3 separate regions of the Homo sapiens genome follow, and all the other regions are linked to region 2. A link is a loop called in an ENCODE intact Hi-C map of the cell type or tissue named here. Cell type or tissue: PC-3. All regions are shown on one strand.

The links. A loop is a pair of places that touch in the nucleus more often than their neighbours do. Peaks named below come from ENCODE experiments on the same cell type or tissue, not always from the same donor. Only the 100,000 strongest peaks of a DNase experiment are listed, where the experiment ranks them.
Region 1: a loop joins it to region 2, with 6 times the contacts of the local background. A loop is called at or near these places in 17 of 110 quality-filtered maps.
Region 3: it touches region 2 in a loop (4-fold over the local background); 15 of 110 quality-filtered maps call a loop at or near these places.

The regions. Positions count from the first base shown.
Region 1 is chr13:44,048,262-44,052,261 of GRCh38, reverse strand. No RefSeq gene overlaps it. Among named protein-coding and RNA genes, the nearest start is that of NRAD1, 28 kb to the right of the region's middle. In PC-3, CTCF peaks have their summits at 1,625 (motif pointing left) and 3,756; no DNase peak of the experiment used is centred here; H3K27ac peaks cover 1,408 bases.
Region 2 is chr13:44,230,644-44,234,643 of GRCh38, reverse strand. No RefSeq gene overlaps it. Among named protein-coding and RNA genes, the nearest start is that of MIR8079, 36 kb to the right of the region's middle. RefSeq lists an enhancer at 1,858-3,057. In PC-3, no CTCF peak of the experiment used is centred here; DNase peaks (open chromatin) are centred at 2,483 and 3,633; H3K27ac peaks cover 2,908 bases.
Region 3 is chr13:44,067,298-44,071,297 of GRCh38, reverse strand. No RefSeq gene overlaps it. Among named protein-coding and RNA genes, the nearest start is that of SMIM2-AS1, 41 kb to the left of the region's middle. In PC-3, no CTCF peak of the experiment used is centred here; DNase peaks (open chromatin) are centred at 2,317 and 2,967; H3K4me3 peaks cover 464 bases; H3K27ac peaks cover 2,095 bases.

The sequences.
Region 1 (4,000 bases), 180 kb after region 2:
TGGTTCATTTATGAGACTACATTTTCCTAGCTGCATACGCTATTTCCATTGTATGACTCACACAGACAATTTACTACATTTAAAATTGTGTCAAATTCTTTCTGAAAAGCTTGGGTCAAATACACATACTATGTATACAGTTGGAAATTCTTCCTCATAGATCCAGCTCATGGTATGGATGTTGTATTTGTGTCCTCGTAGCCATGGCAACTAGAAAAGGGTTAAGCCAGGGCCTCAGAAAACCCAGAGGCTGTGCAGTAAAATATCATATGTGTGTATATACTTCCTAAAATATACTACTCAAATATGGATTAAGAAATCTTAAAACCACTGTCTTAAAATTAATTTTTCATTCCTAGTATGCATGTTATTGCCTAAAAAGGATACTCTCAAAACAATCTCTTTCACCTCACTCCTTTTCTCTCTAAATTGTCATCTAATGACCATTTATCTCAAAAGACAGACTATGTAAATCCATGAGAAGTGCTTTGGTTTTTAGATATGGATGAGAGAAATACCAATGAGAATATGAATGAAGTTGTTTTCTGGCTGAAACAAACTGTCTTTTTTAGATCTCTCTTTTAAATCCATTTATATGAGAGTAATAAAACATTCTTCTCCATTTATTTAAGAACTTACTAAATAAACTTGGGCAACCCTGAACAATGCCAAGATGTTAAACATTCACCAGCTCTAAGAATTCAGACTCTTCTTTGTGTTGGCTGATGGCCCTCAGGTCCCTGACTACCCCTTTTAATTTTCTTACACACTTTACCCTGTGAGATAAATTTTAAGAGTTTATCCTCAAAATAACACTGGATAGGAGTACAGAATGCAATTCTGTTTTTTTTGTTTGTTTGTTTTCTGAGACAGAGGCTCACCCTGTCACCTAGGTTGGTGTGCAGTGGCGCGATCTCAGCTCACTGCAACCTCTGCCTCCCAGGTTCAAATGATTCTCCTGCCTCAGCCTCCCAGGTAGCCAGGATTACAGGCACTGGCCACCATGCCCAGCTAATTTTTGTATTTTTAGTGGAGATGAGGTTTCACCACATTGGCCAAGTTGGTCTTGAACTCCTGACCTCGTGATCCGCCTGCCTTGGCCTCCCAAAGTGCTGGGATTACAGGCGTGAGCCACTGTGTCTGGCAGGGAATGCAATTCTTATAAGGCCCAGAGCCATTGCAGCATTGGATAAAACACCATCTTTTATATCCATACATCTTTCTTATTTACATTTCCAGGTGCAAAAGGAGGATGGGTAAAAAAACTTTCACTAAGTGGTTCTCTGTCCCACTGCCCATTTCGTAAGGATATCAGAGAAAGTATTAATACATCCCCTGGTCTAAAATGCCTGGCTTAACTTTTAACCTTTGACACAGTATCAAAGTTTTCCACACCCTTTATTTATTTCAAGATATTTCTCTGTAGGAAATATATTTTATAATGAAATAATAAATAATAAATCATAAATGGCTTTATGATTTTATAATAAACATAAATTTATGGGAATATATTTAAATGTTCACTTCCAACCTTTGATACCATCTCATATTTAATATCTAAGAATCAAAAAAAATTTCAGGGTCAATATCCTGGCCCTTCTTCTGCCATCTGGTGGAGAAATAGAGAAGCAGTGAAATTGATGCATCAGGAGTTTCTTCAGAGTCCTTAAATGCATCAGTCAGCGAATGCTTGTGGGGTATTATTATTATTTATTATTATTATTCATCAAACAGTACTCATCAAGACACTTGGCATCATTAAACGTCATGCTCTGCAAAGTAGCCACATTCAGTCTCTGTCCCCAGAAGAACTATGAGGCATTACATGATTGAAAGCTCCCGGACGATTTAGTTATTTTCAAGCAATCAGTTCAACACACAGTGTAAGGAAAGGACTCCTTAAGACTATGAGGTTGGCATTTAGGTCATTTTAGCAGTAATTTGCTTTATAATGATATTCTGACCCCAAGATGCTATGCTTTTCTAAGCACTTCTAAAGAGAAAGAAAGAAGGGAAGGAGAAAGAGATGGATGCAACTCTCTAATGCCTTACAAATCCCCAAAATGACATTTTAGGTTCATTTTTAAGGCCATTTAAGAGTGTCAGAAAGACTCTTTATGAGCAAAAATAACATCTCCATGAGGTATCTGCACTTTAATCAAATTTATTATAGTTTACAGAGTATGGAGAGAAGAGATGTAATAACAAACATCCTAACTGCCACAGATTTGAGGCAAGTGACAGCCTCCTCAAATTAACTTCAACAAAATGATGTTCCAAGCCTGTTGAATTGCCCCATACATAGCCACATCTGAATTCCCATCTTCTTGCCAAAATCCATAGAAAAGGGGCAGCCATAAATCATGTAGGAAATACATTGATTGCTATTAAATATCCTGTATATTTCATGGAAATGTGGCTCTTTATGCTGATGGATTCTGGCTGAAGGCACTCAAGACCAAAGGACCATGCTGTTTTGTATTGAAAGTGGCTATTGGCTTGGTCCATTGCCACCTGCTCTTTGGTTTTAAAAGGGCATTGAAATCTAAGGAAGGCCCTTCACAGTGTTCCAGAATCACTACCCGTGACATAAATAGAGAAAAAAGCAGTGCTGATGTAACCAATGCTTTCTTAACTCGATGGGGCTCTCAAAGGGGTTATGGAGCATAGTGAACTCCCACCCTGACTTCCTGCTTCCTCCACTCAGCACCCTCTTGGCCCAAATAACCCTTTGGCTTAAAGAGGGGAGGAAGGCTCCATCTTGAACATTGCCCATTATAAATAATCAATGTGCATATTTTGGATATGCACTGGATATGTGATGCTTTTCTAAACAAGATGAGAATTTATGTACCCCCAAAATAGACACATAAATTACATCCTTTAAAAATACATCCTCTAAGGTTTTTGTTTTCTTTCTTTTTTTTTTCTGTAGCTGCTTCTTTATTTCAACTTCCCCACACACATCCTTGACTGCTGTGGCAATGTGAAAGAAAGGTCAATGCAATTTCACAATTGATTCCTACAAATTCTTTCCCTACCAGAGTGTCCACCAGGGAGATCATGTAACATCTGCCCGTAAGTGGTGGGTTTGGGGGCCATGGAAGAGTAACTGGTGATCACCTGGAGCCTGTATGGGTTTCTTAATATTAGGTTATGTCAGTCTAAACTCATTTCTTTCATTGAAATTGGTACTGTAGTATAAATGCAGTGTATCTAGATGATAGCAAAATTTCCTGAAAGATGAAGGAGAAAAAAATGAACTGAACCCAAATGTGCTGGATTTGGGATAGATAGATAGATACCAAAAGAGGGACATTTCCAGTAGAAAGCTAAACCATTCTGTTCTTTTTTCACATTTTAATTAATAACTTGAAAGAAATATAAAAGGCATGCCTTTAGAAATTTGCCCAATAAACATTCAACTGAGGATGCTCTTGATGACAGTCCATGTGCTGGGAGCACAGGCAACGCAGAAAGCCTGACCTTTGGGAGGCTACAGGCTCTTTAATTATGCCAATGCTAGAAAGCAGGAAGAACTAAAGATTGGACAACAGAATCACAAGCAAAAGCCAGGCAGGCATTTTTTAGGCTAAATTTCTCAGAGATGTATGTGGTATTCTAAATTCAAGATCAAAAAATGTAAGAATCCAGCAACAGAAGAAGAATCCTCTTCCAGAATAGGAAGCTATGGTGTTAGCAACTGTTTCATGAAAAAAAACTTAATGGTTTGAGATGACCGATAGAGGGTGACAATGTGACATAGCTCCCCAAAAGACCAGTGCAATCTTGGACTGCATAATATAGATATATGAAACCAGAGCAAATTGGCAACCACTCCTTTATATTTTGTGATGTTTCTAGTGATCTCAGAGTGTCGTATTCTCCAGTGGACACTGCACATTAGTCGGGTCACAGACAAACTAATGCCTTCCCAAAAGATCTACTAAGATGATGATGGACTAGACACTAGAAGCTACTCACCAGCAAATGTTTATTG
Region 2 (4,000 bases):
AAGGAAGAGGAGGATGATGATCGCTGACATAAAAAATGCTTACTATATAGGTGGCAGGCATTGTGCTAACTGGATTAAATATTATTTTTTAACAACCCTATGAGACTATTCTCATTGTACTGAGAGAAAACGGATTTGGGGCCAGCAATGGTGAGAGAAAATGGTGATGATTCTTAAACTCTGAACTTCAAGCATTAAGAATTGGCTGCAATAGAAAACTGGTCCTAGATGGTCCCAAGTGGCCCATCATGAGCCAGATACTAGTGGGGGATATAGGGAGGACCAGAGGCCACAGAGAACCACGTGATGAATGTAGAAGAAAGAGGGTTTTAAAAGGGCCAGGGCAGAGGTGTTCCTGTAGGATTAGGCACACATAGACCAAGCTCTCCTGAGATCCCTCACTGAGAAGGAATTGGAAAGAACACCAGAATCATGTACTCCCTAGTTCGATGTGGATATTAATTGTAACTGATTATGTGTATACATTTATGCTGAAGTTAACTGTGAGTAAATTGGTTGTATGTCATTCCTTGGTGTGTATTTTGCCTTTCCTATTCTTTTTTGTTCCATTATAAACTCGGGTTGCTAGAACCTCATACGATCCTGTGAGAGGTGGGAGTTAGCTGGTCACTCAGTCTTCTCCTCTTTCCTGGGAGGTGGTGGTTTAATCATATCCATTTGTAAAAGGGGAAATGGTGGCTCAGAGGTCCTCAGTAATTTCTACAGCTAGATAATTCATGGGTGCAGAGTTCAGATCTGGGGTTCAGACCCCTACAGTGTGTGTGGCAGGGAGTCTAGGCAAACAGCAACTCTCACCCGCAAGCACCCAACAAGGTTTGTCCTTGTTTTCAGTGGGCCTCCTACTTCCCTGAAAGGTCTAATCTCAGCAACACAGTCTCATTTAGCTTATTGTTTTGGCTATTTATGTGCAATAACTGTGAAAAGCAAGAAGATGGGTTGCAATTTCCTTACCTACTTGTTATGTTCAAATCAGCTCTTTGAAAGCAGAGTCAAGATACAATAATAGTAATAATAACAATAATCATTTATAGTTAAAGCATGGAATCGAATGGTGCTTCCATAGCATCCATGTGTGTCAGGTGCTCTTTTAAGCAAGTTACATTCATTCAGTTTGTCCCACATCTTCATAAAACAAGGGGTGAATTGTATGAGGAAAAGGATGCTAGAATTTCAATTTTGTCTTGCTCCATTCCATCTCTGAACTTCTCAAAATGAATTTTAGCAAGGCCTGACCTATATAGAAATCTGTTTCTTATACATGGCTCCAAAAATGGTCCTACTCTGAAGTCTGCATTTTTGGCAATGGGAGGTGCCAGACAAGAAGTGAGGGTCTGAGGCCCACCCTGGACTCCTCCAGGCCTAGTCATCCTGGTGTGTTTCTCAGAATCTATGGTTCCTTCTCTCCTCCCTCCTCTTTTGCTTTCTTCCTGCCACAAAATCTCTTTTTTTCATCGTGAAGAGCCACATGCCAATTACTTTATACAGCAACACCCCATCCTCCTCTAGCTCTCCAGGGTCCAGGCTCTTGGGGCCCTCATACATGTTCCCACACCCTGGAAGGGTAGAGACCCCTCCGCCTCCTGGTGCCAGCAGAAGGGTGGGAGACCTACGTGCAGTCAAGTGGAGAATTTGTCTCCCAGGGCCCAAAGAGACATTCAACACCAAGCTCTGTGCGGCAATTCCCCTCATAAATCTCAGCTCTAACTACAAATTATTTACACTATCCAGTTTCACTTCCTTCTTCTCTCCCATCGGATTCAAAGGATTTTAGACTTCAGAAAAACATTGAGTCTGAATTAAACATCGGCATGAACTTGATCAACTTTAAGTCTCTCATTTCACATCAGAAGCCAGGAGTTGGGAGTGGCGGGGGCAGGGATCAGAAGATATCTACAGACAAAAAGACATTTATAAAGCAATATAGTATTAAAGATGGAAAAGCCCACATGAAAAACGCAGAGGCCAGCCCACCTCCCTGTGACACTATTGCCCTTAATCATGGTACTGGGATGGTATATCTCCAGAAGTTTGAAACAGGAAACAAATAATATTTCAAAGTTTCCAGCAAGAAAGTAATGACAGCTTTGGAGAGCAGCTGCAGCCACTTTCTTCCATTAAGCCTTTGTCCCTCCCCTTGGCCTTGGCAGTGGGTCTAGGGCGCCATGCGATCCCTACAGCTTTCATTACACCCAGTTCAAGAACCTGCTTGCAAGCGTCTCCTTGCCCAGCACACAAACAAACTTTAAATGATAAAGGAAAACACTGGCAGCATGTTCCTGTGTTCTGAGGCAGGCCTGGGGCGGGGCTTTCCCAGAGTTTGTTGTGAGAGACAACCTGCTCTCCCACCAGGTGGAGAGGAGCCTGGACCAAGGTTGAAAAGCCATGAGTCAGGCCTAGAGAATTTCAGTTGCAACACCCTCTTGTAAGAGGCTGTTTAGTCATAGCTGTTGCTTTCAATGAAAAGGTCACCCACTCCATAGTGAATGGTTATTTGCTGGCTGCTTCTCACACTGTTGCAATTGTGATCCTTTTGCATCTTTGATTGTCTTTCATCGGAAAACTATGACATGCTTCATTTTGTTTCCCAGGGTGGTAGCCACAGTCGGCGGTCAGTTGGCGAGCTGGCTACATTCGATGGTATGCAAACAACTCGGTGGCAGCTTAAAGGGTGGGGTAGGCAGTGTGGCCCTCAATGTGCAGTTCGAGTTTCCCAAGTTGAAGGCTCACAGAGTGATTGGAAACCAGGAGAAAAATTACTGTGGTCTGAGCAGGGAAGGAAGAAAGGTCCTGGACACTCGGCTTCTAGAGAGATCCACGTGCGCCATGCCGCAACTGCATTCAGTGTCTTCCAGCTTCCAACTTGTTGTCAGCCTTCAGAGTGACTGACCCGGGGAGATCAGCTGGGAGCCCCCTTACGACCTGTCAGCATGCGCCCCGAGAAGACACCTTGGTCAAGCGTCTCTCAGCCTGGTCACACTTGCTGGCTTTTTTCATTATGGTCATGGCTAAGAGGGAAGAGGAGAGTTGCCAAATTTGACCTATACTTCGACATTATAATTTAGCCCATTCATTTTCCTCTTGAGGATAAATGTTAAAAGTCCAATTTATGGGAGGCCAAGGCGAGCGGTTCATGAGATCCAGAGATCGAGACCATCCTGGCTAACACAGTGAAACCCAGTCTCTACTAAAAATATAAAAAATTAGCCGGGCGTGGTGGTGGGCGCCTGTAGTTCCAGCTACTTGGGAGGCTGAGGCAGGAGAATGGCATGAACCAGGGAGGCAGAGCTTGCAGTGAGCCAAGATCTTGTCACGGCACTCCAGCCTGGGCTGCAGAGCGAGACTCTGTCTCAAACAAACAAACAAACAAAAAGTCCAATTTGTTGGAGAATTTTTTAGGAGGGATGAAGGGAATGGGGGATTGGAAGATAGGAAGTCAAATGCGCTCTAATCTTTTCTTGCTTTTTTCTATGCTTTTTCTATGTGGGACTTGTTGAATGTTTATTGCAAGCTCTTTAATGACCAGAAGCACATCATTTGTATCTATATTCAGGAGCCAGCCCGGTCTCCTGGGGCATGCGGCTGATCAACTGTGGGGACCTCGCTTAAGAAAAGTAAATATTTATTCAGAATAAGGAAAGAAACCAAAATAAATTACAGATTTTAAAATGCTGACAAATACCACAAACATCACAAAAATCTGGAAACATAGCATACTGTTTTTATTAACTTCCTGACATACCTCTGTATGACATGCTTCCATTGTTCTCTTCACACCGTTTTGGCTACACACTCTTTAATGGCCTCTTCATAGGACGACAATTTTAAAGAAGAAATGATAGAAAGATAATGCAGTCTTCTCTGATCAGCCCGTCTAACATGGCTGATCCAAAGAAATTCTTTTACATTTTAAATTCAATACATAAACATGTGACTGACATAAGGCCAATCTGCTATCGCTAGTGCCACTATATTTTTGTGC
Region 3 (4,000 bases), 160 kb after region 2:
TATTTATCTTTTCCCTCTTGCTGTTTTTAAGATTTTCTTTTTATCATTGATGTTCTGAAATTTAATTATGATGTGCCTTTGTGTGGCGTTCTTAAAATGTTTATTCTGCTTCTTCTATTATCATACCGTTTTTATTAACCATCATTCCTTTTCTTCTCATTTCTTACATTTTTTTGGAGTAATCAAGTATTTTCTATTATTTTCTTTTATTAGCATATTAATTATAATTTTAGTGATTAATTTAGATATTATAGTATACACACTAGACTTATTATGGCCCATAATAAATTAATATTTTTAACACCTCCCAGACAATGAAAGGACTTTGGATATTTTAACACAATTTTTTACTTACTGCCTTTTGTGCTATTTTTGCCATATATTTTAAACCCTATAACATATAAATATAATGTTTATTTATAATAATATAAATATATTTATATTGTTACCTTATTGTTCATGCAGTCAATATATTTACTGACATGTTTACCCTTTCTTGTGCTCTTTCCACCTTTGTGCATTTCTGTGAGTCCATTTAAAATAATTCTTCAACTTCCTGAATAATTATTTTAAATATTTATTATTGTATATTTGTGCTAATTTTTTGTTAATATGCAAACATTTTTTCCCCCTTGATTTTTGAAGAATATTTTCACTCAGTATAGAATTCTATGTTGGCAGTTATTTCAGTAGTTTACAGATCCTATCCCATTGTCTTCTGACTGCCATTATTAATGTTGAGCATCAGTCAATTTATCATTGTTACTTTTAAAGTAATAAGTCTTTTTCTTTTAGCTGCTTTTAAATTGCTTTGTTTGGCTGGGTGTGGTGGCTCATGCCTGTAATCCCAGCACTTTGGGAGGCTGAGGTGGGTGGATCTCCTGACATCAGGAGTTTGAGACCAACCTGGGCAACATGGTGAAATCCCATCTCTACTAAAAATACAAAAATTAGCTGGGCATGGTGGTGGGTGCCTGTAATCCCAGCTACTTGGGAGGCTGAGGCAGGAGAATCACCTGAACCCGGGAGATGGAGGGTGCAGTTAGCCGAGATCACACCATTGCACTCCAGCCTGGGTGACAAGAGCAAAACTTTGTCTCAAAAATAATAATAATAAAAAATAAATAAATAAATTGCTTTGCTTTTAGCTTCCAGCAGTTTGAATACCTTGTGACTGGAGTAGTTTTCTTTGTATTTAACCTTTGTTGAGTTTCTTAGAGCTTTTTGAATGTGTGGGCTGATATGTTTCATTGGACTTTGGAAATTCTCAGTTGTTATCTCTTCAAATATTGCTCCTGTCCCATTTTCTTGCTCCTTTACTTCTAGAAATCCAATCACAAATGTTAGCTCTTTCTTATTTTATATACCCTTACACTCTTGTCATCAATTGTCTCAAAAATACTGATGACAGTAGAGTTGAAATCTCTTTCTGATAACTCCAATATCTGAGATACCTGTGGATCCATTTCTACTATTTGCTCTTTATCTCTTGATATTCAATTGTTTGGTCCTATGTCCAGGCATGCTCAGTTATTTTCAATTGAATAATTCCTATTACCTACGAAAAACTCTAGTGGCTCTGGTGATATATCTTCTTGCACAAAAGATTTATTTTTCTTCTTGGAAGTAATTAGAGTAGAAGTATGTAACCTTGGTTCAAAGGGGAATTGGGAGAAATTGAGGCTGAGTTTCTGGTTTTGTGAGGACTTGTCTACTTCCAGTCTGCCTTTACTCTCAGTGTGCAGTTCTTTATGGGTCTCAACTCAATAGCAGAATGTTTACCACTGCCTCTCATCTTTGGTTGGGCTTTGAACTCCAATTTTTATCTCCTAGCACCGTGACATGAACAAAACTTTGCTAGGCTTTTTAATCTTTCTGTGCATCTTTCTGTTTGCCTTCTAACCCTGCACAGTTTAGCAATAGCGCAACGTCTCAAGAGGAGGAGCAACAGATAACATTAATTTGTTTCATTGCATTTCCTTTCTTTCCAGGATATTTATCTCCTAACTCCTTTCTCCCTTGATTATTGTCTAATGCCTTCAAACCGCTGCATTTTACTATTTGTCCAGGTTTCATCGATGTTAATAAAGGAAGAGCTGATTTGATATAAGCTACTCTCTCATTCTTAAAAATGTGGATTAACTGTGCTTTTAAATTTCTTTTAATTCTACATATAATTTTGATTAAAATTTTATTTAAACATCAAAAGATTTTATATTTCTTCCATGTCAAATAACAATCTGAAGTTAGGATGCCTATTACTTGGCAACCACATTTTTAATAGATGACTACAACGTAGTCACTCTAGAAACCAAGCGGTAGGAGGAAAGAAACAAACCAAGAGATCATATTACCAGGAAGTTGTTAGTTGAAACCAAAGGGAAAGGTACTGGAAAAAAAAGCTCTTCCATGTTGGCGTGGGTGTCTGTAGGAGAAAGAGAACCATTAACAACTCATCTATTTTTAGAAAATATCTTTTTCTTTCTAAAAATATGACTGTTTATCAAGTAGCACTACGATCAGTGTAATTTTGTAAAATGAGATGTTGATTGAAAATCAGGTGATAATAATCATTCTGTGTCTGCTGAGGTTTTGAAAATAAAGTGGCAGAACTGAGTAGCCCCTTTTCCTCAACTATTGAAAAATCAGCGGTGGATCAGTCATGGTGAGAATCAGTACCGCATGGTAGCATTCACAGAAAAGTGATAATCTGTGCCAAATTTATACTAAGGGTAGTTATGTAAATGAGTGAATGACGGAAGAAATTAACAAACACAACCTCTGGGGTCTTAATTGGGTTGTCAACCTACAGCAAACTATTAACTTGTGCTCCCACAACAAAAATGTAAAACCACCAGGGAGTGGTGCTGCAGTTCACAAAGCAGGTGATACCAGAAAGTGCATGGAAGAAATCCTGCGAGACAGTCAAGGAATGAGAAGGAATCTTGGCATCGTTGTGTCTGGAGTTCTGTTTCCCAGATTTTGTCACTTCTTAGCTATGTGTTCTTAGTCATACAGCCTAAGTCTTTCCTTCTTCACTTGTAAAATAAGAATAATAATAATACCTACCTTGTGAAGCTGTTGCACAGATGAGCAATTTCCTAGCAAAATGGCAGGCATGAATAAATTCTTAATAAGTAATTGGTATTTCTGTCACTTCCTCCTCAAAACCTCCAGAATAATAATACATATTTGGTTATTTATTGATGTGTAATAATTTACGTGGAGGACAATTGGCGTCATTTTTTTCAGAATGAACTTTCAATTTTTATATTAGAAGAGTCATGTGAAACCAGAAAAGAGTGCGATAATGATTTCATTAAAATAACTCATAATAATTATACCAAGAGCTGTTAGAAATTTCTCATGAGGAAATGAAACAATTAAAAACTACGAGGTTGAGAAAGAAGGAAATCAAACTGGGTAGTCTTTGTAATTATGATTTGTATTCCATTTATCATTTGAATACAACGAGACTTCATTGTAGCCTTGGTCCTTTGTCATCAGTGCTTAGAAGCACAAAAATTAATTGTGGCACAATGACCTTGACACTGATCAGCATGCTATTTCTTGTACCACAATTTTAATGGTTATTCAGAAATAAGAGCCTTTTACTTTATTGAGCCTACCTCATCCTCTTCTTCATGTCCTCAACTTAGCTCCTTACTGGTTTAGAATCCACAGCCCACAATTAAAATCATTCAGTCTCCCTCTTTTTTTTTTTTTTTTTTTTTTTTGAGACGGAATCTCGCTCTGTCGCCCAGGCCTGGAGTGCAGTGGCGCGATCTTGACTCACTGCAAGCGCCGCCTCCCGGGTTCACGCCATTCTCCTGCCTCAGCCTCCCGAGTAGCTGGGACTACAGGCGCCCGCCACCACACCCGGCTAATTTTTTGTTTTTAGTAGAGATGGGGTTTCACCGTATTAGTCAGGATGGTCTCGATCTCCTGGCCTCGTGATCCTCCCACCTCGGCCTCCCAAAGTGCTGGGATTACAGGCGCG